2 separate regions of the Homo sapiens genome follow, and region 2 is linked to region 1. A link is a loop called in an ENCODE intact Hi-C map of the cell type or tissue named here. Cell type or tissue: GM12878. All regions are shown on one strand. Links, peaks and the distances in the headings refer to the core of each region. The heading gives the core; the rest is flanking DNA.

Region 1 (12,656 bases), core at 4,636-12,635:
TCACCTACATTAGGTATTTCTCTTAGTGCTATCCCTCCCCTTGCCCCCCACCCCCCGACAGGCCCGGTGTGTGATGTTCCCCTCCCTGTGTCCATGTGTTCTCATTGTTCAACTCCTACTTATAAGTGAGAACATGCGGTGTTTGGTTTTCTGTTCTTGTGTTAGTTTCATTTATCCATTTATTTGTTGTTGAACATTTTGGTTGATTTCATATCTTGGCTATTGTCAATATTGCTACAATACATATGAGAGTGAACATATCTCTTCAACATACTGATTTTATTTCCTTCGGATAAATACCCTATATATATAATTATTATGTGCCAATTTAAAAAAATGTTAATAACAAAACTAAATTTAAAATATCATTTTCCTTAAAAATAATAAATAAAATGTAAACATTATAATAGCAACAACTCTTGACTACCATATCCCTAGCACCTAGAAAAATATATAAAATTATACTCAATAAATGCAGACCAGGCACAGTGGCTCCTGCCTGTAATACCAGCAATTTGGGAGGCCAAGGTGAGAGGATTACTTGAGGCCAGGAGTTCAGGACCAGCCTGGACAACATAGTAACACTCTATCTTTACGAAAAGTAAAAAATGTAGCCAACCAGGCATGGTGGCATGTGCTTGTACTTGGTGACATGTACTTGGGAGGCAGAGGCAGGGAGGAGGATCACTTGAGCCCAGGAGTTTGAGGCTAAAGTGAGCTGTGATCATGCCATTGCTCTCCAGCCTGGGTAACAGAGCAAGATCCCATCTCTTTTTTAAAAAATTATGTTTAATAAGTATCTATAGAAATAAAGAACACACAATTAGGTATTATGCTGCAAGAAGTTAAAACTCTCTGAACACATGGCAATCATTAAAAAGTCAGGAAACAACAGGTGCTGGAGAGGATGTGGAGAAATAGGAACACTTTTACACTGTTGGTGGGACTGTAAACTAGTTCAACCATTGTGGAAGTCAGTGTGGCCATTCCTCAGGGATCTAGAACTAGAAATACCATTTGACCCTGCCATCCCATTACTGGGTATATTCCCAAAGGACTATAAATCATGCTGCTATAAAGACACATGCACACGTGTGTTTATTGTGGCACTATTCACAATAGCAAAGACTTGGAACCAACCCAAATGTCCAACAATGATAGACTGGATTAAGAAAATGTGGCACATATACACCATGGAATACTATGCAGCCATAAAAAATGATGAGTTCATGTCCTTTGTAGGGACATGGATGAAATTGGAAATCATCATTCTCAGTAAACTATCGCAAGGACAAAAAACCAAACACCGCATGTTCTCACTCATAGATGGGAATTGAACAATGAGAACACATGGACACAGGAAGGGGAACATCACACTCTGGGGACAGTTGTGGGGTGGGGGAAGGGGGGAGGGATAGCATTAGGAGATATACCTAATGCTAAATAACGAGTTAATGGGTGCAGCACGCCAGCATGGCACATGTATACATATGTAACTAACCTGCACATTGTGAACATGTACCCTAAAACTTAAAGTATAATAATAATAAAAAAGAAAAAGAAAAAAAAAACCCTCTGAACACAAACTCTGTATTTTTTACTTTCTCTCTGTGGAGCACTTAACTGTGCATGCTGGGGGTAAGAAGGTAGACCGGAGAGTGAATGAAGTATACGACAGATGAAATGACACTGTAATTTTCAAGATAGCTTAAAATTTTTGCATTTCTTAACCAACTTGTTTAAAGAATTATTTAAATTAGGAAAAAAAGAATGGATTTTTTTTAATATTTTCACAAAATTGGTGTGAATGATAGCCATGATCTAAAAGATTCAAAAATAAATGTTACTGCATTCAAAGTATATAAAATTTGAGTATATTCAAATCAAAAATTGTAAGCTAAATATTTGAAAAAATAAATAAAATTAACAAAAGGAAAAAAAGAGTGATTCCCCATTTCTCCACTGATAATGAGAAAAACAGTCCATTTCTTTTTCTTTCATTTCAAGAGGAGGAACGGCAGCTAATGAAGCACAGAAATTGATAAAGATTTGCTCAGAAATTTCAGTTAGAATCTGCAGAGCTAGGATTAGGTAATGCCCACGTACAAACCCCAATCCTGTGCTCATTTACTACCCTCAAGACCCATATAATTCTAAATCACTTGATCAGTCAGTCCTCTTACAACTTCTCATTGGTGAGGCTGGATATTGAAAATGTTTATTATGGCACTTTCACTCGAAAATCTTCCCACTTGGAAGAGGCCTTCAAAACCATAGTACAATAACCTTATATTCTATGTACTCATGGATAATGTGTGTGTGTGTGTGTGTGTGTGTGTGTGTGTGTATTAGAAAGAGAGAGAATATAGAAGCAGCATGAAAGTACAAATCGGTCTGGTGCAGTGGCTCACATCTGTACTTCCAGCACTTTGAGAGGCCAAGGCAGGAAAATCTCTTGAGCCCAGGAGTTCGAGACCAGCCTGGGCAACATGGCAAAACTCCATTAATACAAAAAATATGAAAATTAGCTGGGCATGGTGGCACATGCCTGTAGTCCCAGCTACTTAGGAGGCTGAGACAGGAGGGTCATTTGAGCCTAGGAGGTGGAGGTTGCAGTGAGATGAGATTGTGCCATTGCACTCCAGCCTGGGTGAGAGTCTCAAACAACAACAACAACAACAACAACAAAAGTATAGGTAAAGGTGGTAACTGAGAACTCTTGTCACCCAGAGAGGGTGTGAGCTAGAACACTTAGGTGTTATGTCACTTAGAGTTTGTAATGTTTGCTTATATTTTAGAAAAAATGCAAACCCTAAAAGCAAAGTGAAGATAAAACCCAAACAAATAAAATCAAGGGCACTTTTTCTTTTCTTTTCCTTTTTTGCTTTTTTAGTTCAACATTTATACCTTCCACATACACTTCTGTATGTAGTATTTTTAATTGAAATTAAAATATCATTAAGGCACAAAGCATACCCCTTAAACTTCCAAATTAAAATGGTTTACAGAATGTATGTAAGTTATTTCAACCCATATTAAGAAAAACTAATAATACATCAAAACTATAAAATCTTATCTTTTGATTAGCCAACTTAATTTTAGGGAATATAATGTAAATAAATAACTGCAAGCAAAATGATTTCTATAAATATGCTCACAGCTCATGACAATTGAAAACAAGGAGAATTTTATCTAAGAATATGAAAAGATTTAAGCAATAGTGGAATGATGCAAGACGTATAAAAATAATATTTAAAACTAAATAAAAAATAAAATAAAATCTGGTTGCAACTTTTTATTACCTGGAATAATTTAATGCTTAGCAAAAACCAAGAATGAAATAATGCTATTTGATAAAAGCAGAATACAAAATAATGGGTTCCAAAACACCTAAAAACATAGGATAAATGTATTTTTAGGCAGTATATCTCTGTTTTGTCCCACCAAACCCATGGCTGAAATCATCCCAAAAGCAGCGACAGGGGAATTCCCACAAGGGAGGACCCCAAATCATCATGAGATGGGGTTGGTTGGGATACCATAGAATAAAGCACTAAATGTCAAGGTGATCTGTGCAAAGCATCTATTAGGGGAAGTTACAGAGGGCTGCAGCAACACTCACGATGGACAGCCAGAGAAAAGGAGCATTTGACCTACATATGTCCACGGCCAGGGGGTCAGAGATGGAGATTTTATGAGGGTTTAAGGAATCTGACTTAGGGCTGGGGCTAGTTTATTTCAGTGTTTTGAGCAGCAACCTAGATACCTTTATCAGTGACTGGAAATGTTCAAGGCTGGGGTTTGGGTAGAGCCTGCAGGGGAAAAACCTGTAGCTGGGCGGGTCACAGAGCGGTCAAGGCCCTCTGCGATTTTCAGCCAATACACAGAAAGAAAGCCAGGCACTGGGGAACCCTACAGTCTCATATTTTAAAATAATATCATTAATATGTTTTTCTTCAGACACTTTTTCAGGTGAAGTATTTAAAGCAAAGGATGTAATTACTAATTTGAAAAAAATTTACAATACAGAGTACTCATAAGGTCTAAAAATAATTATATCTATTGCTTTAAATTTAGAGATGTTTCACTTGAAAACATGTCTCAAGATTGAGTAAAAATATAGAGCATATTACTTGAAAATGTAACCAACATACTGTTTAAAAATAAGTTTAGCCTGTTTCCAGACTTTTCAGATATCCTATAATATGAACACATTAATTACCATCATCTAAAAACATGCAAATAACGTTAAGAAATTTCAAAGGAAAATCTGACAGGTTACAAATTACTAGAGCTTAATATCAATAAGAATTTTCCCTATAATTTTGTGTAAGTACACAATGCTAAAAGTCAGTAAGCCCTGCTCCGTAAACCATCATTTGCTCCACTTTTTAAAAGCTTGTGGAAACAGTGTCTGTCAATAGATGGATATCCAAATTCACAGCAGCCTTACTCTCAACAGTCAAAAGGTTGAAGCATCCCAGGTATCCACTGATGAATAAATGGACAAACAAAATGTAGTATATCCATATAATAGAATGTTATTCAGCCATAACTTTGATACATGCTACAACACGGAAGAACCTTGAAAACAGTGTTCTAAGTGAATAAGTGAGACACTAAAGGACAGAATAGGCAAATACATAGATATGGTAAGTAGAATAGTGATTACCAGGGGCTAGAGGGAGGGGAGTTATTGTTTAAGAGGTACAGAGCTTCAACTGGGGATGATGAAAAAGTTCTGGAGATGATGGTAGTGATGGTTGTACAACAATGTGAATGTACTTAATGCCACTCAATTGTACACTTGAAAATGGTTAAAATAGTACATTTTATGCTATGCATATTTTCCCACAATTTTTTAAGTTAAAAAATAGTGGAAATATCCTAGCTTATCATGCCCATCCCTTGTTATGCAGTTGACACTAGCTGCTTAATCTGATTATAAAGAAGCGTGACAAAAGATGCACATTACCAGACTGTGAAGACCTCCAGAGTAAAGCAATTCCCCTACCATCTATGCTGTGTTTCCAGCCATTTCTTTGAATCTTCTGACATGTCATCTCAGATTTCCTCATAAACAATATACTCAATTCAACAAGTCATAATTTACTCTGTGATGCATATTTTACTGAAATTGTATGTCTTGGGACACAGAAGAGCAAAGTAAAAGTTATTTTTGGCTCTGGGCTTTATATTGTTTTTTGAGTTTTTTGTGTTTTTGAGACAGAGTATCACTCTGTCTCTCAGGCTGGAGTGCAGTGGCCTGATCTCGGCTCACTGAGACCTCTGCCTCCGGGGCTCAAGTGATTCTCCTGCCTCAGCCTCCTGAGTAGCTGGGATTACAGAAACGTGCCACCACACCCAGCTAATTTTTGTATTTTTAGTATAGATGGGGTTTCACTATGTTGGCCAGGTCTTGAACTTCTGACCTCAAATCATTCACCCATCTCGGCCTCCCAAAGTGCTGGGATTACAGGCGTGAGCCACCACGCCCGGACAGTCTAGAAAGTTTTATCTTCACTTTGTACATGAGGAAACTGAGAGTCAAAAAGGTTAAGAAAGTTGTTGAAGTTCGCATAGCTAGTAAGAAATATAGTAAAAGCACACTCATGACTGTCTGAAAGAAACCAAGCTGTTTTCATTACCTGATTAAAAATATACAGAAAAGTGACCATGTTACCATAGTGTTTGCATTGCTGCACCCAAAGAAGGAAACTTTGGATATTATTAGATGTAAATCCTAAATATGTGAGAAGCCGACATCAAAAGCTCGGGGAATCCCAAGGTCAGGAAGATAGGTAAAGTTGAATGAGAGGTTGTTGCAAGAGTAAAGTTGGATCATATAATTCCAAATTATGATAATGAGGAAGAGAGATATTATAGGGCAAGGAGCATCAGAATAGATTTAAAGAAATCAAAGCAGTTTCACTGGGAACTCACTAACGAATGCATACTTTAAAATAACATACCAATAACTATAAGGAACCAGGCTAACAACATCCAGGATGAACTGAGCTTGGTGGGGGAAAAATGGCAAGAAAAATCAAGAATTTGAATATATCCAAACATCTAAAGATATACTCATAGGGCAAGAAGAAGCAAGGGCTGATGCCATAATGTTAACACAAAAATGAGAAAATAACAGAGAAATTTAATTTCCATTTTATTTTCTCTATCAAGAATAATCTTGAAGTCCCAGATAGAAAAAAAAAAGAGATAATAAGAAAGCATCTCACTATTTTAAATATATTTAAGCCTATAATCCCAGCACTTTGGGAGACCAAGGCGAGAGGATCACTTGAGCCCAGGAGTTCAAGACCAGCCTGGGCAACATAGTGAGACCTCATCACAATAAATAAATTTAAATATCCACGGTCATACAATGTACATTCTGTATGTCAATTCAAAAAAATTTTTAAATATGTATAGAAAAGAAACCAGAAGACAATTAGTAGAAAAAGTTGTCTTGTTGAACATATGCAAAATGGATTCTGGAAGCTGTCAAATACGATATTTCTATAAGTGACTTTGAAGGTGAGTTGATGTGGATTTTTTTTTTTTTTTTTGAGACAGAGTCTCGCTCTGTTGCCCAGGCTGGAGTGCAGTGGTGTGATCACGGCTAACTGCAGCCTCTACTTCCTGGGTTCAGGGGATTCTCTCACCTCAGCCTCCCGAGTAGCTGGGACCACAGGTGTGCGCCACCACACCCAGCTAATTTCTGTATTTTTTTGTAGAGGCAGGGTCTTGCCATGTTGCCCAGGCTGGTCTTGAATTCTGGGTTCAAGCAATCCACCTGCCATGGCCTCGCAAAGTGCTAGGATTACAGGTGTGAGCCACCATGCCCACTGGAGTAGAATTTAAAATTTGGCTCTGCCAGATTTGTAGCCTTAGACTTACACTCATTAATTCTCCGAATTTTTTTTTTTGAGACAGTGTCTCACTCTGCTGCCTAAGCTAGAGTGCAGTGGTGCAGTCTCAGCTCACTGCAGCCTCCACCTCCTGGGTTCAAACGATTCAGGTGCCTTAGCCTCCCAAGAAGCTGGGATTACAGGTGCATAACAGCACGCCTAGCTAATTTTTGTATTTTTAGCAGAGATGGGGTTTCACCATGTTAGCCAGGCTGGTCTCGAACGCCTGACCTCAAGTGATCCACCCACCTCAGCCTCTCAAAAGTGCTGGGATTACAGGCAGGAGCCACTATGCCCAGCCAATTCCTCTGAATTTTATTCATTCACCAACAAAATGGGGATGTTGAACTCTACTTTTTAGAATTGCTGTGACGATTAAGAATACTATACATAAAGGTCGGGCGTGGAGGCAGGCGCCTGTAACCCCAGTTACTTGGGAGGCTAAGGCAGGAGAATTGCTGGAACCCTGGAGGCAGAGGTTGCAGTGAGCCGAGATTGTGCCACTGCACTTCAGCCTGGGCAACAAGAGCAAAACTCCATCTCAAAAAGAAAAAAAAAAAGAATACTATACATAAAACATCTGGCAAAAAGCAAGTGCTCAATCCATGGTAGCCTCTGTTATTATTGTACACTTTGCCGTAAGTGATCTAAGATAGGAGGTGAACTCTACGTAAGCATCTCACTGAAAGATGACCGTTTAACAGCATAAGAGGGATATTTTCCATAGGCCTGTAGATTCTACATATAGCAACAAAATTCTCTAGCAGCACTCTCCACCAATGGAATGTCAGTTTGAAAAACTTCAGTTTTAATAGATCCATAGAGCTCTCTTTTTTATTTTTACTTCTTGCTTTTTTGGTAGTGGCTCAGACCCCAGTATGATACTAGAAACATTGTACATACCTCAAAATAGTATGTAAATCTTGCCCTGAGAACAAAAGAATAATAACACTAGAACAACAGACGCAGCAGGGCACGTAAAATCAATTTGGTTCTACAGAATCTGACAAAAGCCGGAGCAAGAAAAAGAATTAAACCAGAGAATCAAGTAAGATTCCACAGGAATGTTAAAAGTAAAACTTATGACATCTAGCAGGGACATTCCGCCCTCTCCAGCACTGACTTGGCCCCAAGGAGCCTTAGGAGAAAATAAACTCAATTTGGAAATGCAGTGAATGTAACTCTGCTGGTTTTACTCAACAATAGTCTAAGGAATGGGGGCATGTCAGGAAGCAGAGGAAGGACAAAATCCCTCTAATGATCCTGCCCTTCCTCTGGGTTCCTCAGAGAAACAGAAATATTGCCATTTTCCCAGATATTCTGTGCCCTTCATCCTTTCCCTCCTCACCTCTCATGATCACACTGTGAAATTTATAGCAGCTGCTACACCACAATTTTCTGTGGCAGTGTCTTGTGCTATGACTCACGACTCCTGTTTATCAGTTTTGCCCTCAATGTTTCAAGTTCATGGCTCACTTCTGCTACTGACTTTAGTCAGCTCAAATCCTGAGAGTCACTATATCAGAATGAGAATAGGAGTTGCTACAACAAGGTCCAGAAAGCAAGGCTATATTGCTGGAGGCCATAAAACTAAGAACTCATGTTTAATTAATACAACTCAATGCATTCTGCCACCTCACTTAGAGAAGGCTTTAAAAAAAAAAGTTAGTCACAAATGTGGAATGATTTAGAGTTTAGATTCTATGTGGAATTCCAAAGGAGTAAGTGTTCCTTTGGCAGAAAACAAGAATCTGTATGCTTTATATAGGTAGTTATATAGGTAGCTATAAAATTTAGGAACTATATGTTCTCCCCCACTGCTTTAGAGTAACCTCTGGATTTTTCCCAAGGTAAGTTAATATAGTTTAATTCTCAATAAATTGTTCTCTGTGACTAGATCCTACCCAATAAAAGAAAACAGAAAACAATAGCAAAACACAAAAATCAGTATCAAATTAGCACTAACACAAAACTAAGATTTCTTGTTTTCCTTATAGATGTTATTTATGTTGACAAATTAGAATTTGATTGATTTTTATACTAGGCAACCTCAGGATGTCAGTTCCTTGTATTGCCTTGAGATGGTCTAGGACCAATAGCAAGCTCTTTTCCAAGAGATTGCTGGGTGGATAGGAAGGATCTGAGGGGCCTGAAGGAAGTGGAGGCCACCACACACACACACACATGCACGTGCACGCGTGTTTTCTTCCTTATATCCCAACTTTCTCAACATTGCAGTCTGGAACTTATTGGATTCCAGTGAATTAAGGGAAAACTTTTTAAAAGAAGGCATTTAAGCCCTTGCCACAATCACTCTGTCCCCGTGATCTCTATCTTTCCCTCCCTCCCAAGTTCCACTATATAAGGACTGGCACGGTGGCTCATGCCTGTAATCCCAGCACTTTGGGAGGCCGAGGCGGGCAGATCACAAGGTCAGGAGATCAAGGCCATCCTGGCTAACATGGTGAAATCCCATCTCTACTAAAAATACAAAAAATTAGCCAGGCATGGTGGCACACGCCTGTAGTTCCAGCTACTTGGGAGGCTGAGGCAGGAGAAGCGCTTGAACCTGGGAGGCGGAGGTTGGAGTGAGCCAAGATCACACCACTGTGCTCCAGCCTGGATGACAGAGGGAGACTCTGTCAAAAAAAAAAAAAAAAGAATCTGCTGCCTTGTTGTTGGACCTGTAGGTTTCCGGACCTAAGACTTCTTTTAACTAGACCTGTATTTCAGGTCTCATTCCTCTCCAAAACACTCACCATCCTTCTGCCTCCTTGCCCCACATACACACTTACATGCTATACAAGCATCTGGGTTGCTGTAACTGAGGTTTGTTGGGTCAGACAGCATAAGGGTAAAGAGTGGGGAGGGAGAGGGAAGAAGGCAGAAGTAGAAGAGGAAAGAGAAGAAGAGGGAAGGGGAAGAATATAGTATCCCCCCCAAATCACAGATTCCTTCTGTTCCTTAAAAGAGGATACATGATACATTTAAATAGCAGTTTAAAAACAAAAACAAAAACAAAACAAAAACCCTACATTTTCTAAATGTTTGCATTTACCATTTCCTGATTGTCCGTTATCACAAGGAGGTGTGAGTCTCTGGCTAGGCAGAATTCCAGACTAGAATTCCAGTCCTTTTCCTCCACTGAGAAATAATAACAATGGTTACCATATTTCATCCAGCGGTCTGGGCAGCTAGGACAGCTGGCACAAGTGGAGTAGTTGGAGCCTAGGAGAGAAGAGGACCTGGTTCACATCTTTATGGACCACTCAGTCTTGGAAATGAAATGGGAGATAAAATGGAATATGGCAGCCCTGGGTCTTCCCTGCTCCACCACTTTTCAGATTAAGGGTTAGAGAAATGTGTAACAATGCGTGGTGTCAATTTGAATACCTCATAATGTCCTCATAATGTCCAACTCCATCATCTACTAAGTATATATTCCACTACACAAGAATATGACTATAACTGAAGGAACAAAGAAGAAAGCATACAACAATCTGCCTGAAAACTCTGGAGCAAGTACTTGACTTGTGCTAGAGATCTCTGTGCACATGTAATATACACACACCAGATAACTGTGAATTCATATGATATGCATCTGTGTACTGTCTTTGCTCTGTGTATATATTGCATAATTGCATAATGTATATTGCTTAAATCAGGCAGAATCATTCAGAATGCCCAACTGAAAATGCCAAAAAGAAATTAGGAAAAGCAAACTTAACTAGAATGAAAGGTTTTGCTTTTTTATTATCACAGATGTAACTGTCCCTCACCATTGAAAACTGGAAAAAAACCCTTATACCTCAGCAAAAAGAACTTACTTTGATATTTTTCAAAAGGGTTTTCTGGCAGAGAAGCATAACAGGTGCTAAAGTGAAAAGTGATAGAATGCCCTAACCGAGCTCTTTTAAATACGGAAGATCCACATTCCTTTAAAATGGTTGGTTCATAGTTCTGTCAAGATGAAAGGGAACTGACCAGGCATGGTGGCTCACTCTTGTAATCCCAGCACTTTGGGAGGCCGAGGCAGGTGGCTCACATGAGGCCAGGAGTTCAAGATCAGTCTAGCCAACATGGTGAAACCTCATCTCTACTAAAAATACAAAAAAATCAGCTGGGCATGGTGGCACCCGCCTGTAATCCCAGCTACTTAGGAGCTGAGGCATGAGAATCACTTGAACCCAGGAGGCAGAGGTTGCAGTGAGCCAAGATCACACCACTGCACTCCTGCCTGGGCGACAGAGCAAGACACTGTCTCAAAAACAAACAATCAAAGATGAAAGGGAACTGAATATGCTTTCAAGGTAATTCCAACCAAGATTCCAAAATTCTATTGATTTTTCTACTTCAGTTTCAATACTTAAACATATGTGCATAAACTCGCCATAAGCACAATTCTACAGTGAGCAAGTATGAGCCATTATACTCCATGAGCACATGTGTAGATATATAATTGCAGAATAGAGTATATATCTACTCTAGATTTGGGAGTTACAAAGTGGGGAAAGTAGTATTTTTCATATAAATATTAGATAATTGTTCTCTAGGAAGTACTGGCATACAACCAATATAAGTTCTGGAGATCAAGCTGTTAAATTGGCACCTTATAGATTTTGCTTTTTCCATACAACTGTGACATTACTCAGCCTGGATTAGAAATTCCCAACTTCCCTAGGAGTTCCTTTTTGTCAAAGGTCGGACTTGGCTCTGAGGTAGAAGCCCTGGAGCTGAACTCTTAGAATCCTAATAAATCGGCAGAGCGCAATGGCTCACACCTGTAATCCCAGCACTTGGGGAGGCCAAGGCGGGCAGATCACAAGGTCAGGAGTTCGAGACCAGCCTGGCCAACATAGTGAAACCCCGTCTCTAATAAAAATACAAAAAATTAGCTGGGCGTGGTGGCAGGTGCCTGTAATCCCAGCTACTCGGGAGGCTGAGGCATGAGAATCGCTTGAACCTGGGAGGCAGAGGTTGCAGTGAGCCGAGATCACGCCATTGCACTCCAGCCCAAACAACATTGCGAGATTCTGTCTCAAAATTTTTAAAAAAATTTAAAAAAGAACCCTAATAAATCACTTCTGTGTAATCGGTCACTATCATCCCCTAAAAATATAAACCTAAGCTAGGACTCTAGACTGTAAAACAACAAACTGAGAGTCCTCTAGATCACCAGATTTAAGGTCCTAGAAGAACTAAACTTAAAAATTAGTTTTAGAAAATGTGAAAGCACCTGAATGGCAAAAAAAAAAAAAAAAAAAATTCAGAATGTTTCATTACATTATGATATATCTATTATGTGAAAAGTTAAACATCATTAATATTATAATTCAATCATCCCAATAAATATGGCAGTAAGGAAATGTTTCTGGCAACATAAAATTAAAAAGCAATATACAAAATTATGAGCATACTACGATAAGAACTATTCTCAGCCTTGCATTAAAAGAAAGAAAGGTGGGAGAAATTTTAAGAGGACTTGACTGCAGTTCTATTAAGAAAATATGGTCAGGTGCAGTGGCTCACACCTATAATCCCAGCACTTTGGGAGGCCAAGAAGGGCAAATGGCTTGAGCCCAGGAGTTTGAGATCAGCCTGGGCAACATGGTGAAATGTCTTTACAAAAAAAAAAAAATAATAATAATAATACAAAAATTAGCCAGGCATGGTGGTATGTGCCTGTGGTCCCAGCTACTCGAGAGGCTGAGGTGGATCACTTGAGCCTAAGGAGGTCAAGGCTGC
Region 2 (16,567 bases), core at 4,063-12,062, 370 kb after region 1:
TTTCTTTTTTCTGGCTATTCAGTCCCTAGAAGTCTCTGAGTTTAATCAGTTTTTTTTTTTCTTCTGGGGAAAGAGCTTTAATATCCTGGTACACCATGGTGAGCAGAAGCCCAGGCAAAGCATCTACACAGGCAGGTGTGTGTGGTTTTGAGCCCACCAGGTCCCACTTTGTCTCATCACAGTCCCTCCCTAAGGTGCTGCCTAGAATTCTGCACAAACGTTCTTACTCCCAAAGCACAGGGCTTTCTTCCAGCTTGCTTTTCGAAGGAGGCATTTAAACCAGGACAAAGACAGAAGATAAAGGAACAACCAGGCAGAGAGGCAGAGACGCTGACACAGAGTTCGGTTTTTACTATTATGTGTTTGGCTGGGTGCAGAATTGCCCTCACCACCCCTGGCCACCCTGGCCTCCTGGGAGGAACAGGCAGAGATGGCTCCAGATGGCTCTTGGCTGCCACTCTAGGCCTCAGGGCTTATACAATGAGCACAGCGGGTTCCACCTTCCAATAGGAAGTGCAAACTCTAATTCACAGTCAGACTTCACCAGGAGGGAGAGATGGTCTTGGCTGAAGGCACTTTAATCAGGGAGCAAACCCAGTGCCAGGGTTTGTCTTCCTTCTCGTTACTCTGATAAGTCTAGATGCCACTCTGTTGGAAAACCAGCACTGCCCACAGCTAGGGTTAGTGCACTGACTGAGCGAAGCATGAGACCTGCTCACTGGTACAACTTCTCGTTAGGGCTATTAGCATGGTCAGCTAGCAGCTAGCATGGAGTGAACTGTTTTCCATAGGCAGCCTCATACTTCTTGAGCCGGGCCACTATCTTCTGGGGGCCATACAGAGCCACAAAGCAGAAAGGCCCTCCAAAACAAGGCGGGAAGCCAAGCCCAAAGACAGCTGCGATGTCTCCCTCTGCAGGTGTGGCCAAGATCCCCTCTCGCAGGCACATGACTGCCTCATTCACAAATCTTGTCACCAGGCGGAACTGGATGTCTTCACCTGGGGAGACTTCAGACTTAGGAGGCATCTTTAGACTCACTAAGATACTATCCACATCAGAATTCAAATTCTTACTCTTCACACCCTCCTGATAGATGTAAAAGCCCTTCCCAAACTTGCGACCTAGGAAGCCCTTGGACACCATCTGTGTCAGCAGTTCTGGGTTTCCACCTCCAAACCGCTCCCCAAGGGCTTTGCGCAGATCTTCCGCCATATGTTTCGCTACATCCACGCCAACTTCATCCACCAGTGTGGCGGCACCCACAGGAAAGCCAAAGCTTGTGGTCAGGGAATCCAGCTTCTCCAGGTCAACTCCTTCCTGGAGGATTCGGATGACTTCAGACATCATGGGTGCAAGACACCTGGTGGTATAGAAGCCAGGTCCATCCATAACCACAATGATGACCTTCCCCTGCTTGAGACTGACTGCCACAGCTGAAGCACTGAGTGTCTTTGGAAGTTTTCTCGGTTGTGATCATCTCCAGCAGCTGCATCTTGTCCATGGGAGAGAAGTAGTGCATGCCAATCACCTTCTCAGGTCTTTTGCTGACAGCAGCGATTTCACTGATTGGGAAAGCAGATGTGTTACTGGCAAAGACACAGTGATCTGGAATCACCGCTTCTACTTCCTTTAGCACTCTGTGCTTAAGACTAAGGTCCTCAAACACAGCTTCAATCACCATGTCGACCTTTAAAACGTTGCTAATCAAGCTGCCCAGTTGAAGGGGTGGCCTGCCCCTCCACATCTGTGGGTGTTTCTCGTCGGGTGGGACGAGAGACTGAGAAAAGAAAGAGACACAGAGACAAAGTATAGAGAAAGAAAAGTGGGCCCAGGGGACCGGCGCCGGCACCGGTCTCTGAGTTCCCTCAGCATTTATTGATCATTATCTCTGCCCTCTCGGAGAGGGGAATGTGGCAGGACAATAGGGTAATAGTGGGGAGAGGGTCAGCAGGAAAACATGTGAACAAATGTCTCTGCATCATAAACAAGGTAAAGAAAAAGGTGCTGTGCTTTGATGTGCACATACATAAACATCTCAATGCATTAAAGAGCAGTATTGCTGCCAGCATGTCTCATCTCCAGCCCTAAGGCGGTTTTCTCCTATCTCAGTAGATGGAATATACAATCGGGTTTTACACCGAGACATTCCATTGCCCAGGGATGAGCAGAAGACAGATGCCTTCCTCTTATCTCAACTGCAAAGAGGCTTTCCTCTTTTTCTAATCCTCCTCAGCACAGACCCTTTACGGGTGTCGGGTGTCGGGCTGGGGGACGGTCAGGTCTTTCCCTTCCCACGAGGCCATATTTCAGACTATCACATGGGGAGAAACCTTGGACAATACCTGGCTTTCCTAGGCGGAGGTCCCTGCGGCCTTCCGCAGTGTTTGTGTCCCTGTGTACTTGAGATTAGGGAGTGGTGATGACTCTTAATGAGCATGCTGCCTTCAAGCATTTGTTTAACAAAGCACATCCTGCATAGCCCTAAATCCATTAAACCTTGAGTCGACACAGCACATGTTTCCGCAAGCACAGGGTTGGGGGTAGGGTTACAGATTAACAGCATCTCAAGGCGGAAGAATTTTTCTTAGTACAGAACAAAATGGAGTCTCTTATGTCTTCTTCTTTCCGCATAGACACAGTAACCGTCTGATCTCTCTTTTCCCCACACCCAGTCAAGTTGCTGAAGATGGAATCCCTTACAAATGATGTTAGAGCTTTCTTATTCACTTTATCATTCAATCCTTTGAACACTTGTTGCTGTCCTTGGCCTAGCCTAGTGAGTGTGGCATCTTTAAGTATAGTCTTTAGCCTCTTATCCACAGAGACTTGGGTGATGCCTGCTCCCTTCAGCCCTTCACCAAGAATAGCCAGACGCTTAACATCCTTCTGTGGTGCTCCAAATTTATTCTTCTTGCACAAGACCTGACCATGGTAGAGACCCATCAAGGCCTTTGATTCACTGGTCATTGCAAGCTATCCAAATTTCTGAGATTCAGAGAGATAACCAGCATCAATCCCTCGCTCAATTCCAGTCTTTACCACGTCAATTATTTTCAGAGGTGCAGGATAAAGGCCTTTAGTCTCCTTTTGCACTTTTTCTTCCACTTTTTTGTAAACCTGTTGCCTGACAAATGGAATAGTCATGGTGTACGCTGTCAATTTTTCCACCAATCCCTTGTCTCTCTTTGGAGAGATCTTCTTATCAGCTAGTCCTTTGGCAAAAGTAATTGCAACTGCTTCCAGGTATTCGATTGTCCATTCCTCTGGAGGTTTTATTCCCGGTCCCAGGGGTTCTACCAATTGGTCAACCAGTCCCATTTTCTTTGCGCTATCTGCATGAATGTTTCTACTAGTCAGCATCATGTCAAAAACAGCAGGCACACCCACCATTTTGGGCAGCCTTTGTGTGCCTCCTGCTCCTGGTAAGATCCCCAGCAAGACTTCAGGGGCACCTAATATTGTTTTTCCATCTTTTGTTGCTATTCTGTATTGGCATGAAATGGCAAGCTCAAGCCCTCCTCCCAGGCAGGATCCACTGATGGCAGCTATAACAGGCTTTGCGGCCTTTTCAAGTTTCTCAAATGTTCTCTGTGCTTCTTGTGATACCTGTGTTACTTCTTGAGGGGTCTTGCAAGTGGCTAACATATTGATATCAGCACCTGCAATAAAGCGGCCTGGCTTTGGATGAAATAAGGACAGCATTTCTGATTTGATTAGTAGCCCAGACTTCATTCATAACTTCCGTGAACTCTGAATGCAGCTCTTTACTCAGTGTATTTACCTTTGAAGTGGAAGATTTAATTCGAATAACTGCCACATCCCCTTTGACTCCATAGTTAATATGGGTTCTGGTCAGCAAAGCAGAAGACTCTGTAAAATTGCGGCGTATATAACCTTGGGATCAGAGGATCCTGAAGTCAGAGAAGCGGCTGAGGATGCCAATCGCCCGGTAGGCCACCATGTTGAGCTGAAGAGGACAGCAGTGAAGAGCACTTTAGCAGGGCCGCCTGAGCGGAGGACTTTTCCTCTTAATCAGGATTTTTAAAAATTAAGGTGAAATTGACATAACACACTATTAAGCATTTTAAAGTGTACAATTGAGTGGCGTTTGGTACATACAGACTTGTGTAACTACCACCTCTATTTTCTTTTTCTTTTTCTTTTTCTTTTCTTTTTTTTTTTTTTTGAGACGGAGTCTTGCTCTGTCGCGCAGGCTGGAGGGCAATGGCGAGGTCTCGGCTCACTGCAAGCTCCGCCTCCCGGGTTCACGCCATTCTCCTGCCTCAGCCTCCCGAGTAGCTGGGACCACAGGCGCCCGCCACCACGCCCGGCTAATTTTTTTTTGTATTTTTAGTAGAGACGGGGTTTCACCGTGTTAGCTAGGTTGGTCTCGATCTCCTGACCTCGTGATCTGCCCCGCCTCGGCCTCCCAAAGTGCTGGGATTACAGGCGTGAGCCACCGCGCCCGGCCCAACCACCTCTATTTTCAAAACTTTTTCCTATCCCCAAAAGAAAACCTCATATTCCTTAAGTAGCAACTCCCTAGTCTCCTCTCTAGCCCCTGGGCAACTACCAGTCTGCTTTCTGCCTCTAGGGATTTACCTATCCCGGATATATTTTCATATAAATTAAATACTTCCCTATAAATGAAATCATGCACAATGTGACTTTTCTAGTCTGTCTTAATCAAGATTTTAGGATTATTTGCTCGGAGCGTAAATAACTAATTACAGAGCACATCCAGGAAAATCATCTCAATAGGAGAATTTTGATTTTACTTATTTTTTGCTGTAGCCATACCTCCTTTAGGGAACCTATGGATGGAGGTCTAAAGTAACCCGAATGCATGGAGGTAGGGGCAGGCTGAATAAATTACCCAAAGTGCTGGCATGTACCGAGTTAGTAGTGTTGTTTTCTAACCATACTGAGATGGTTGACTCTCCCTTTCCTCCTCTGGTAACAAAGTGAAAAGGCCCTCATTGATTGGTAATTTTAGCCAATGTGTGGATATGGGCGGGGAGTGTGTGGATCGGTGATGGGTGGGTAAGAAGGGTGAGGGGTTGTGGGGAGGGGGAAACCGGCTGCAGTGTGAACTAAAGAATTTGGAGCTGCTGGCCGGGCGCAGTGGCTCACGCCTGTAATCCCAGAACTTTGGGAGGCCGAGGCGGGCAGATCACGAGGTCAGGAGATCGAGACGATCCTGGCTAACACGGTGAAACCCCGTCTCTACTAAAAAATAGAAAAAATTAGCCGGGCGAGGTGGTGGGCGCCTGTAGTCCCAGCTACTCGGGAGGCGGAGGCAGGAGAATGGCGTGAACCTGGGAGGCGGAGCTTGCAGTGAGCCCAGATCGCGCCACTGCACCCCAGCCTGAGCGACAAAGCGAGACTCCGTCTAAAAAAAAAAAAAAAAAAAGAATTTGAGCTGCTGATGTCAATTCGTTTGCTTCTCAAATCTCATTAAGGACACTGATTTTAATGAAATCAAGAGGGGTTGTGATTTGATTAGTAGAAAGGCAATCATCCGTGCAGACCCTAAAAGAAAAAGAGAACCAAGGAGGAAGAATTTACCAACATGGTTCCAGGACTTCGAGACTCTCTAGAAAGAAATATCTTTATAGATGAGAATGGCAATTCTACAGAAAACATGTTGTTTCTAATATGCTATAATTTCCTTAGGAACTGTCCCTCATCCATTTTAGAGCTAATTGGGTCAAGATTTATTCTACTAGTCTTTGGAATCATATCAGTCTTTACATTGCATCTCTGAGCAAACAACTAATATGGAATTTGGTCTTTGGAATGTATCTACCCACAAAGAAAAAAACCCTGTGAAGAGTTCCATGTGATTTGGAGCACCTCTAATTTTCCCTGGCATTTCAATTTGTTGAAAAGCGACCTCCTTTTCCCCATAACCCCATGACAGTTTAAAAATATATATATTGTCGTTTTAGAGCTGGATGAGACTTTGGAGATCTTCTAGGCCAATATCTATCAAAGTTTGGCTCCAAACTGACCACCAGATTTGGAATGAATTATTGGCATGTTTTTCAAAACGGCAGAGCCCTGGGATGCATGAAATCAAAATTTGTAGAATCTGCAATTTTATGCACTCACTCACTCACACCAAAATGTGAGAACCATAAATCTACTCATATTTCATAACTAATCAGAAAACTTGGAACTATGGGTGCAGATAACTTGTTGATGGTGACAACTTATATTTTTGAAATATCTCGTCTTCTACGTTTCTTTAAGGGAAGCTTTGAAGTAGAAAGACGAAATTTTGGTTATTCTTTTTTTTTTTTTTAATTTTACTTTGAGTTCTGGGATACATGTGCAGAACGTGCAGGTTTGTTGCATAGGTATACATGTGCCATGGTGGTTTGCTGCACCTGTCAACCCATCATCTAGGTTTTAAGCCCTGCATGCATTAGGTATTTGTCCTAATGCTCTCTGTCCCCTTGCCCCCCATCCCCCAACAGGCCCTGGTGTGTGATGTTCCCCTCCCTGTGTCCATGTGTTCTCATTGTGCAACTCCCACTTATGAGTGAGAACATGTGGTGTTTGGTTTTCTGTTCCTGTGTTTGGTGAGAATGATGGTTTCCAGCTTCATCCATGTTCCTGCAAAGGACATGAACTCATTCTTTTTATGGCTGCATAGTATTCCATGGCATAAATGTGCCACATTTTCTTTATCCAGTCTATCATTGATGGGCATTTGGGTTGGTTCCAAGTCTTTGCTATTGTCAATAGTGCTGCAATAAACATACATGTGCATGTGTCTTTATAGTAGAATGATTTATAACCCTTTGGGTATATACCCAGTAATGGGATTGCTGGGTCAAGTGGTATTTCTGGTTCTAGATCCTTGAGGAATTGTCACACCGTCTTCCACAATGGTTCAACTAATTTACACTCCCACCAACAGTGTAAAAGCATTCCTATTTCTCCACAGCCTCGCCAGCATCTGTTGTTTCCTGACTTAATAATCACCATTCTAACTGGCATGAGATGGTATCTCATTGTGGTTTTGATTTGGATTTCTCTAATGACCAGTGATGATGAGCTTTTTTTCATGTTTGTTGGCCACAAGAATGTCTTCTTCTGAGAAGTGTCTGTTCATATCCTTTGCCCACTTTTTGCTGGGGTTGTTTGTTTTTTTTCTTGTAAATTTGTTTAAGTTCCTTGTAGATTCTGGATATTAGATCTTTGTCAGATGGTTAGATTGCAAAATTTTTTTCCCATTCTGTAGGTTGCCTGTTCACTCTGATGAGTTTCTTTTGCTGTGCAGAAGCTCTCTAGTTTAATTAGATCCCATTTGTCAATTTTGGCTTTTGTTGCCATTGCTTTTGGTGTTTTAGTCATGAAGTCTTTGCCCATGCCTATGTCCTGAATGGTATTGCCTAGGTTTTCTTCTAGAGTTTTTATGATTTTGCTTTTTACATGTAAGTATTTAATCCCTCTTGAGTTAATTTTTGTATAAGATGTAAGGAAGTGGTCCAGTTTTCTGTTTTCTGCATATGGCTAGCCAGTTTTCCCAGCACCATTTATTAAATAGGGAATCCTTTCCCCATTGCTTGTGTTTGTCAGGTTTGTCAAAGATCAAACGGTTGTAGATGTGTGGTGTTGAAATATCTCATCTTCTAATATACCATTATTAAATATGGCAGTTATCGTAAGATAATATTTTATAAAAACAGTTATTATTTATAGAGTAACTTCTGTGCAACATGCTGAGACACTTGTTTATGTTATTATTATTATTTTTTTCAAGACAAGGTCTCACTATGTAGCCCAGGCTGATCTCAAACTCCTGACCTCAAGTGATCCACCAGCCTCAGCTTCCCAAAGTGCTGGGATTACAGTCGTGAGCCTCCATGCCTGGCCTACGATATCTTTAGCTATCCTGCAAAACACTTGTTTCACCTCTAAGCCACCTCAGTATTTATGCCTGAACATAGGAATAATAATAGTTCCTACCTCTTGGATTTAAATGAGATACTATGTGCAATGTGCTTAGCACAGAATCTTCCATAAAGTAAGTACACAATAAATGTTAGCTATTATCACTATTATTTGATCGCATTTTATACATGGAAGAACTGAAACATATGACATTAGGTAACACATTCAAAGAAATATGGAGCAGGAGGATGGATAGGAAATGGTGGAGACAGAATTCAAATCTCTACGTGCTAGATTACAAAACCTAACTTTTCCCACTACTCTATGTCTTATATGTTCATGATCAGAGGAGGTTCCTTAGTTCATTTTCCCATTAAAAATAATTCTTTTGTTTTAGCCCTTTGCCCAGTCCTAGATTTTTGATGCATTCTTGTTTACTGTTCTCTCATCCTTGAAGAGTCCTGGGCAGCTGCACAGCAGAAGTTGAATGAGTAATTCCTGTATATGCATAAAGGCCTGTCATTCAACTTCTTCATACCCCAGAGAAGTTCTATAATATGGCTGGCAGTAAACTGAGAAAAACAAAAATTGGGGAATGCAGAAGTAGAAGCACTCCAAAAATCACACTTTCACCCACACAGACTCCTTTTTGGGCTCTTTTTAAAAACAACAAAGTATCATATTGAACAATCTAGCTGGTGTCCAAAAATAGTGGCCTGGGGAGTCACTGCCGGAGCATGCTGGCCTCAGACACAGGAATGTACACCCTGGAGACTCCCAGGGGAAGTCCCCATTTTAGCTTCACACGGTGGCCATAATGAAACCTCACCTCGTGCTTCTCATGGTGAGGATTAAGTGGTGAAGTCCAGATGTGCACCAGCAGCACAATTTCCAAGTCATGTTATTTTTGTTAAAAATGAACTAGCCAGGTTGTGCTGTGGTTTTTCAATAGAAGTTGGTGAGGGGAGACAGTAGTTAGTAAGGAAAATAACTAATAGCTGAATGAAACCCCACAAAATTGTTTTTTAGTCTCACTAACTCCAAATCCCCCAAAACAGAAAATGATTCTGTAATTATAAGAGATATAATTTTTCTTCCCTTAGAAGAAGCAAGGTAAACAAGGAATATTGCTTTCTAAGAAATAAAGTATTTTCTTATGCTGGACAAATCATGTTTCCTTAACATAAAGAACTTTATAGTTACATGTAAATTAGTTAACTCTGGATTTTATTAGAGTTTTACTTAAGAAGATTATGTAAAATATGAATAACATCTCAATTTTATGTAATCATAGCTTTACTATGAGCCTTCACTCAAACCAGACTGAGCTCAAACAGTTGCTAAAGTATCAGAAGCAAGCCCTCACAACCCTGCTGTTCCTGTCGCCTGGAGAGAAGATGACAGGAACAGCAAGGTTGTGAGGACAACAAGCTCATGCTGTTCCTGTCACCTGGAGAGATGAGAAATTTTATCAAGCATATTTTACATATCCCAGATGCCACGCTTTCATATTCCCACACAGTAGCTAAGAAAACCATCAGGATGACTTTGTGAGGAAGGAATTCTTTCCCAATGCCATGCATTTCCTAAGTGACAGTGCCAGATCTGCTGGGCGTGGTGGCTCACTCCTGTAATCCCAGCACTTTGGGAGGCCAAGGCAGGCAGATTAATTAAACCCAGGAGTTTGAGACTAGCTTGGGCAAACATGGCGAAACCTTGTCTCTACAAAAAATACAAAAATTAGCTGGGTGTGGTGGCACATGTTAGTAGTCCCAGCTACTCAGGAGGTTGAGGTGGGAGGATTGCTTGAGGAGCTGGAGGCTGCAGTGACCTATGATTGCACCAGTGCACTCCAGCCTAGGTGACAGGGTGAGACCCTGCCTCAAAGAAAAAAAAAAAAAGGGACAGATCTTGGGCCCAAGTCTCTCTGTCTTCAAAGACCATGCTGGTTTCATTACACTATACTCTATTCCCAGAATTCTCTGCCCGATCATCAATGAAGATAAATGAATAGTCAAATATTTTTTATGCATTTCACTATTCAAATGATAAATAAATGTGCAAATCCTATCTATTCATCAAAGTCTCAATCAAGCACTGCCTATCATGAAGCTTTTGATTATTTCAATTATTTTGATTATTATAGCTTCTATCTACCATGATTTTGTTCTTCCTCTGAACTCATGCCACCAAGTGGATGATGCATATCCTGGTACAGCTGTCCTTTGGGAACCACGAGGGATTGATTGGTTCCAGGACCCTCCTCAGATAACAAAATCCGAGGACACTCAAGTCCTTTATACGAAATGGCATAGTATTTACATATAACCTACACACATACTCCTGTATACTTTCAGTCATCTCTAGACTACTTATAATACCTAATACAATGTAAATGCTATGTAAATAGTTGCTATACCATATTGTTTTTAAAATTCATATTATTTTTAATTGTTATTTTGTTTTTCAATTATTTTCAATCCAAGCCTGTGGAACTCACAGATATAGAGGTTCAACTATACTGAGTTTGTACAAGAGAGTAAGAGAGGCCAGGTGCAGTGGCTCATGCCTGTAATCCCAGCATTTTGGGAGGCTGAGGCGGGAGGATTGCCTGAGCCCAGGAGTGCAAGACTAGCCTGGGCAACATAGTGAAATCCTGTCACTATAAAAAATTTAAAAATTAGCCGAGAGTGGTGGCACATGCTTGTGGTCCTAGCTGCTCGGGAGGCTGAGGTGGGAGGATCATTTGAGCCCAGGAGGTTGAGGCTGCAGTGAGCTGAGATTGTGCCACTGCACTCCAGCCTGGGCAACAAAGCAACAAAGCAAGAACTTGTCTAAAAAAAAAAAAAAAAAAAAAAAAAAAAGGTAGGAGACCACAATTGGGAAAGTTTTAGCAAGAATTCATGCTTTTTACAGAGCATTAGAGAATCATTGTTTCTCAGTTTTTTCCCCATTAAACTGTCTATAAAGAAGAGTAAACTAAGAAATGCTGAGCATCTGAGGGTATAATTGCAAATCACTCAGCTTACTTGGAATCTATGTTTTATCTTTAAAAGTTTCATGATGCTATATTAGCAACCACCCTGGTAGGCCTGCTACATGTGGGTTTACTTTGCAGACAGGGGAAAATAAAAATTGTTGAAGTCTTCCGTGTCTTGAGGCCTTTTCCTTTTCTCATGAGAGCAGAAGATAATATGGGGAAAAGAAAGGCCGGGTGTGGTAGCTCACATTTGTAACCCGAGCACTTTGGGAGGCCCAGTCAGGCGGATGTCTTGAGTCCAGGAGTTCGAGACCAGCCTGGACAACGTGGCATAACCCCATCTTTACAAAAAATACAAAAATTAGCCAGGTGTGGTGGCGGGTGCCTGTGGTCCCAGCTACTTGAAAGGCTGAGGTGGGATAGCCCAGGAGATGGTGGTTGCAGTGAGCCAAGATTGTACCACTGCACTCCAGCCTGGGTGGCAGAGTGAGATTCTGTCTCAAAAAAAGAAAAAAAAAATAGGGGAAAAGACATAAGTATAAGGAAATTAATGTGCATATTACATTCTTCTCTAAATAATTTTTTATTTTTTTTATTTTATTTTTTTTTTTTGGGGGGAAGAAAAGTTTTACTAAATGGTCTTTTTTTTTTTTTTTTTTTTTTTTTTTTTTTTTTTATTGATCATTCTTGGGTGTTTCTCGCAGAGGGGGATTTGGCAGGGTCATAGGACAACAGTGGAGGGAAGGTCAGCAGATAAACAAGTGAACAAAGGTCTCTGGTTTTCCTAGGCAGAGGACCCTGCGGCCTTCCGCAGTGTTTGTGTCCCTGGGTACTTAAGATTAGGGAGTGGTGATGACTCTTAACGAGCATGCTGCCTTCAAGCATCTGTTTAACAAAGCACATCTTGCACCGCCCTTAATCCATTTAACCCTGAGTGGACACAGCACATGTTTCAGAGAGCACAGGGTTGGGGATAAGGTCACAGATCAACAGGATCCCAAGGCAGAAGAATTTTTCTTAGTACAGAACAAAATGAAAACTCTCCCATGTCTACTTCTATCCACACAGACCCGGCAACCATCCGATTTCTCAATTTTTTCCCCACCCTTCCCGCCTTTCTATTCCACAAAACCGCCATTGTCATCATGGCCCATCCCCAATGAGCCGCTGGGCACACCTCCCAGACGGGGTCGTGGCCGGGCAGAGGGGCTCCTCACTTCCCAGTAGGGGCGGCCGGGCAGAAGCGCCCCTCACCTCCCGGATGGGGCGGCTGGCCGGGCGGGGGGCTGACCCCCCCACCACCCTCCCGGACGGGGCGGCTGGCCAGGCAGAGGGGCTCCTCACTTCCCAGTAGGGGCGGCCGGGCAGAGGCGCCCCTCACCTCCCGGACGGGGCGGCTGGCCAGGCGGGGGGCTGATCCCCCCACCTCCCTCCCGGACGGGGCGGCTGGCCGGGCGGGGGGCTGACCCCCCCACCTCCCTCCCGGATGGGGCGGCTGGCCAGGCGGGGGGCTGACCCCCCCCACCTCCCTCCCGGACGGGGCGGCTGGCCGGGCAGAGGGGCTCCTCACTTCCCAGTAGGGGCGGCCGGGCAGAGGCGCCCCTCACCTCCCGGACGGGGCGGCTGGCCAGGCGGGGGGCTGATCCCCCCACCTCCCTCCCGGACGGGGCGGCTGGCCAGGCAGGGGGCTGACCCCCCCCACCTCCCTCCCGGACGGGGCGGCTGGCCGGGCAGAGGGGTCCTCACTTCCCAGTAGGGGCAGCCGGGCAGAGGCGCCCCTCACCTCCCGGACGGGGCGGCTGGCCAGGCGGGGGGCTGATCCCCCCACCTCCCTCCCGGACGGGGCGGCTGGCCGGGCGGGGGGCTGACCCCCCACCTCCCTCCCGGACTGGGCGGCTGGCCGGGCGGGGGGCTGACCCCCCACCTCCCTCCCGGACGGGGCGGCTGGCCGGGCAGAGGGGTCCTCACTTCCCGGTAGGGGCGGCCGGGCAGAGGCGCCCCTCACCTCCCGGACGGGGCGGCCGGCCGGGCGGGGGGCTGACCCCCCCACCTCCCTCCCGGACGGGGCGGCTGGCCGGGCAGAGGGGCTCCTCACTTCCCAGTAGGGGCGGCCGGGCAGAGGAGCCCCTCACCTCCCGGACGGGGCGGCTGGCGGGGCGGAGGGCTGACCCCCCCCCCACCTCCCTCCCGGACGGGGCGGCTGCCGGGCGGAGACGCTCCTCACTTCCCAGACGGGGCGGTTGCCAGGCAGAGGGTTTCCTCACTTCTCAGACGGGGCGGCCGGGCAGAGACGCTCCTCACCTCCCAGACAGGGTTGCGGCCCAGCAGAGGCGCTCCTCACATCCCAGACAGGGCGGCGGGGCAGAGGCGCTCCCCACATCTCAGACGATGGGCGGCGGGGAAGAGGCGCTCCTCACCTCCCAGACAGGGTTGCGGCCCAGCAGAGGTGCTCCTCACATCCCAGACAGGGCGGCGGGGCAGAGGCGCTCCCCACATCTCAGACGATGGGCGGCGGGGAAGAGGCGCTCCTCGCCTCCCAGACGGGATGGTGGCCGGGCAGAGACGCTCCTCACTTTCCAGACTGGGCAGCCAGGCAGAGAGGCTCCCCATATCCCAGACGATGGGGGGGCCAGGCAGAGACGCTCCTCACCTCCCAGACGGGGTGGCGGCTGGGCAGAGGCTGCAATCTCGGCACTTTGGGGGGCCAAGGCAGGCGGCTGGGAGGTGGAGGTTGTAGCGAGCCGAGATCACGCCACTGCACTCCAGCCTGGGCACCATTGAGCACCGAGTGAACGAGACTCCGTCTGCAATCCCAGCACCTCGGGAGGCCGAGGCTGGCGGATCACCCGCGGCTAGGAGCTGGAGACCAGCCCGGCCAACACAGCGAAACCCCGTCTCCACCAAAAAAAAAAACGAAAACCAGTCAGGCCTGGCGGCGCGCGCCCGCAATCGCAGGCACTCGGCAGGCTGAGGCAGGAGAACCAGGCAGGGAGGTTGCAGTGAGCCGAGACGGCAGCAGCACCGTCCAGCTTTGGCTCGGCATCAGAGGGAGACCGTGGAAGGAGACCGTGGAGAGAGAGGGAGACGGAGAGGGAGAGGGAGAGGGGGAGGGGGAGGGGGAGAATAATTTTTTAAATAAAAATGTTTTCCTCTAATTTTTGGGAAACCTTTAGGTTCCAGGAAAGCACGGCATATCCATCCTGTGGCTTCGACTTATCCTTGATTGATTGCTGCTCCGTCAAAAAATAAGCATATCTCCAGATATGCATGTCCCATTTTGAAAAGCATAGGGCTAGAGAAACCTAAAGTTCCTTCAACTTTGAGATGTCATGATTCAGTAATTTTTAGATTTGTCTTTTATAGCTATTTATTTTAATATCATCAGTCATTTAAGCATGTTGTCTTTTTTTTTTTTTTTTGGCAGAATCTCGCTCTGTCACCCAGGCTGGAGTGCCATGACACAATCTCGGCTCACTGCAACTTCTGCCTCCTGGGTTCAAAGGATTCTGCTGCCTCATCCTCCCGGGTAGTTGTGATTACAGGCATGCACCACCACACCCGGCTAATTTTTGTGTTTTTAGTAGAGACAAGGTTTCACCATGTTGGCCAGGCTGGTCTCAAACTCCTGACCTCAGGTAATCTGCCCGCCGGGGTCTCCCAAAGTGCTGGGATTATAGGCATGAGCCACCACTCCTGCCTTTAAGTATTATGTCTATTTTTAAAGCTTTTAACAACATTATAAACTGCTTGAAGAACTATAATGCACACCAGTATTCACCTTCGATGTTCCCCTTATGCTCTCTCATAATAGGCCTTTAATAAATATTAATCAGATGAATGAATTTCAGCTTTCAAAGGTAATCTTCATAAATTCGTCATAAAATCACTTTTTTAAATTGCCCCCAAAGGGGTAGAACATCAAAACAAACAGAATATTTGTTTCTCTCCAGGAACTTTATTTTCAAATGCTGAATATCTAAAACCGATTGATATATGTTAGAGAGAATCTTTTTTGCAGTCTATACACTGAAAAGATTTTCAAAACAGAAGGAGACATTATACAGGAATGTAGACTGTATTTTGTGTTGTGTTTATTAGGTTTTGCCAACACTATATCAAATATATTTTATAAAATAGAATAAACAAATATCCACAGATAATTCTGCCAACAGAGCCTCTTTTGATAAAGCAAGGAGCTCCAAGGAAGTACAGGTCCATGTTTCAATTAGATTTAGATTTAATACTTGCTAAGTCAACTGTCTACATTTTTGGGTGGAAGACAAAGTCTTTCTTGCATAAGCCATTTATTGAGTTTGCCTGACATATACCAATTCTAAATGATATAGTTATGTGGCGGCGGCAGGGGGATCTTTCTCTGTAGCTCTGATGAAGATTTCTAAATTGATATGGTCAAATAGATTAAGGTCTGTAGGATTGATTTTACCAGCTTGACAGTATTGCATGGGCTTTGGAGTAAGGCTGATGCTTTCAAATCTCAGTCCCAGCTTTTCTGCTTTCTAGCTGTTGGCTGAACTTGTTAGATAATGACTTTTTGTGTAGAGAATGGGATTACTCCCCAGTCAGACGCTGAGCAGGAAGAAAGAGGGCCCTTGTCAGGGAAGCTATTGGGCTTTAAAAAATAATTTCAGTTTCAGTAAGGATGTGAGTGTGTGTGTTTAAAGGAGGTGCCATTAAGAAATATGTGATAGGCTGGGCGTGCTGGCTCACGCCTTGTTATCCTAGCACTTTGAGAGGTCGAGGTGGGCAGATCACCTGAGGTCAAGAGTTTGAGACCAGGCTGGCCAACATGGTGAAACCCCGTCTCTACTGAAAATACAAAAAAATTGGCTGAGTGTGGTGGTTCGTGCCTGTAATCCCAGCATTTTGGGAGGCTGAGGTGGGTGGATCACTTGAGGTCAGAAGTTGGAGACCAGCCTGACTAACATGGTGAAACCCCATCATTACTAAAATGCAAAAATTAGCCTGGCTTGGTGGCGGGCGCCTGTAATCCCAGCTACTCAGGAGGTTGAGGCAGGAGAATTGCTTGAACCCGGGAGGCAGAGGTTGCAGTGAGCTGAGATCCCGCCATTGCACTCCAGCCTGGGTGACAGAGCAAGACTCTGTTTCAAAAAAAAAAAAAAAGAAAAGAAAAGAAAAAAAAGGAAAAAGAAATATGTGATAGATACAAAAATCCTCAATAAAGTAGTAACAAACCAAATTCAACAACACATCAGAAAGATTCTACACCATAACTAAGTGGGATTTATCCTTTGGAGTGGTTTAACACATACAAATCAATCAATGTGCTATGTCATATTAAAAACCACATGATCATGTCAAGAGATGCAGAAGCATTTGACAAACTTCAATACTCATTCATGGCAGAGAAAAAAAAAACGCATCAAAATAGGTATAGAAGGAAATTCCTTGGCACAATAACAGCCATTTATGAAAAGCACACAGCTAACATCAAAATTAATGGAAAAGCTGAAAACTTTTTCTCTAAGATCTTGTACAAGATGAGGATGCCCACTGTTGCCACTTCTATTCAACATAATGCTGGAAGTGCTAGCAAGAACAATCACACAAGAAAAATAAGAGGCATCCAAATTTGAGAGGAAGAAGTAAAATTATTTCTCTTTGTAGATGACATAATTCTGTATGTAGAAAACTAAGGAGTC

What was found. Hi-C counts contacts between places; a loop is a spot of excess contacts. Peaks named below come from ENCODE experiments on the same cell type or tissue, not always from the same donor. Only the 100,000 strongest peaks of a DNase experiment are listed, where the experiment ranks them.
Region 2: a loop joins it to region 1, with 11 times the contacts of the local background. A loop is called at or near these places in 1 of 110 quality-filtered maps.

The regions. Positions count from the first base shown.
Region 1 is chr12:8,992,602-9,005,257 of GRCh38, reverse strand. KLRG1 (killer cell lectin like receptor G1) reads right to left here. Exons shown (of 5, transcript NM_005810.4): 3 at 9,970-10,139. Among named protein-coding and RNA genes, the nearest start is that of KLRG1, 9.4 kb to the right of the region's middle. In GM12878, for the core only: no CTCF peak of the experiment used is centred there; a DNase peak (open chromatin) is centred at 8,387; H3K4me3 peaks cover 258 bases; H3K27ac peaks cover 543 bases.
Region 2 is chr12:8,621,762-8,638,328 of GRCh38, reverse strand. It overlaps the pseudogene HADHAP2. Among named protein-coding and RNA genes, the nearest start is that of AICDA, 17 kb to the right of the region's middle. RefSeq lists enhancers at 1-170, 1,787-2,596, 8,602-8,821, 10,067-11,058. In GM12878, for the core only: no CTCF peak of the experiment used is centred there; a DNase peak (open chromatin) is centred at 8,638; H3K27ac peaks cover 2,065 bases.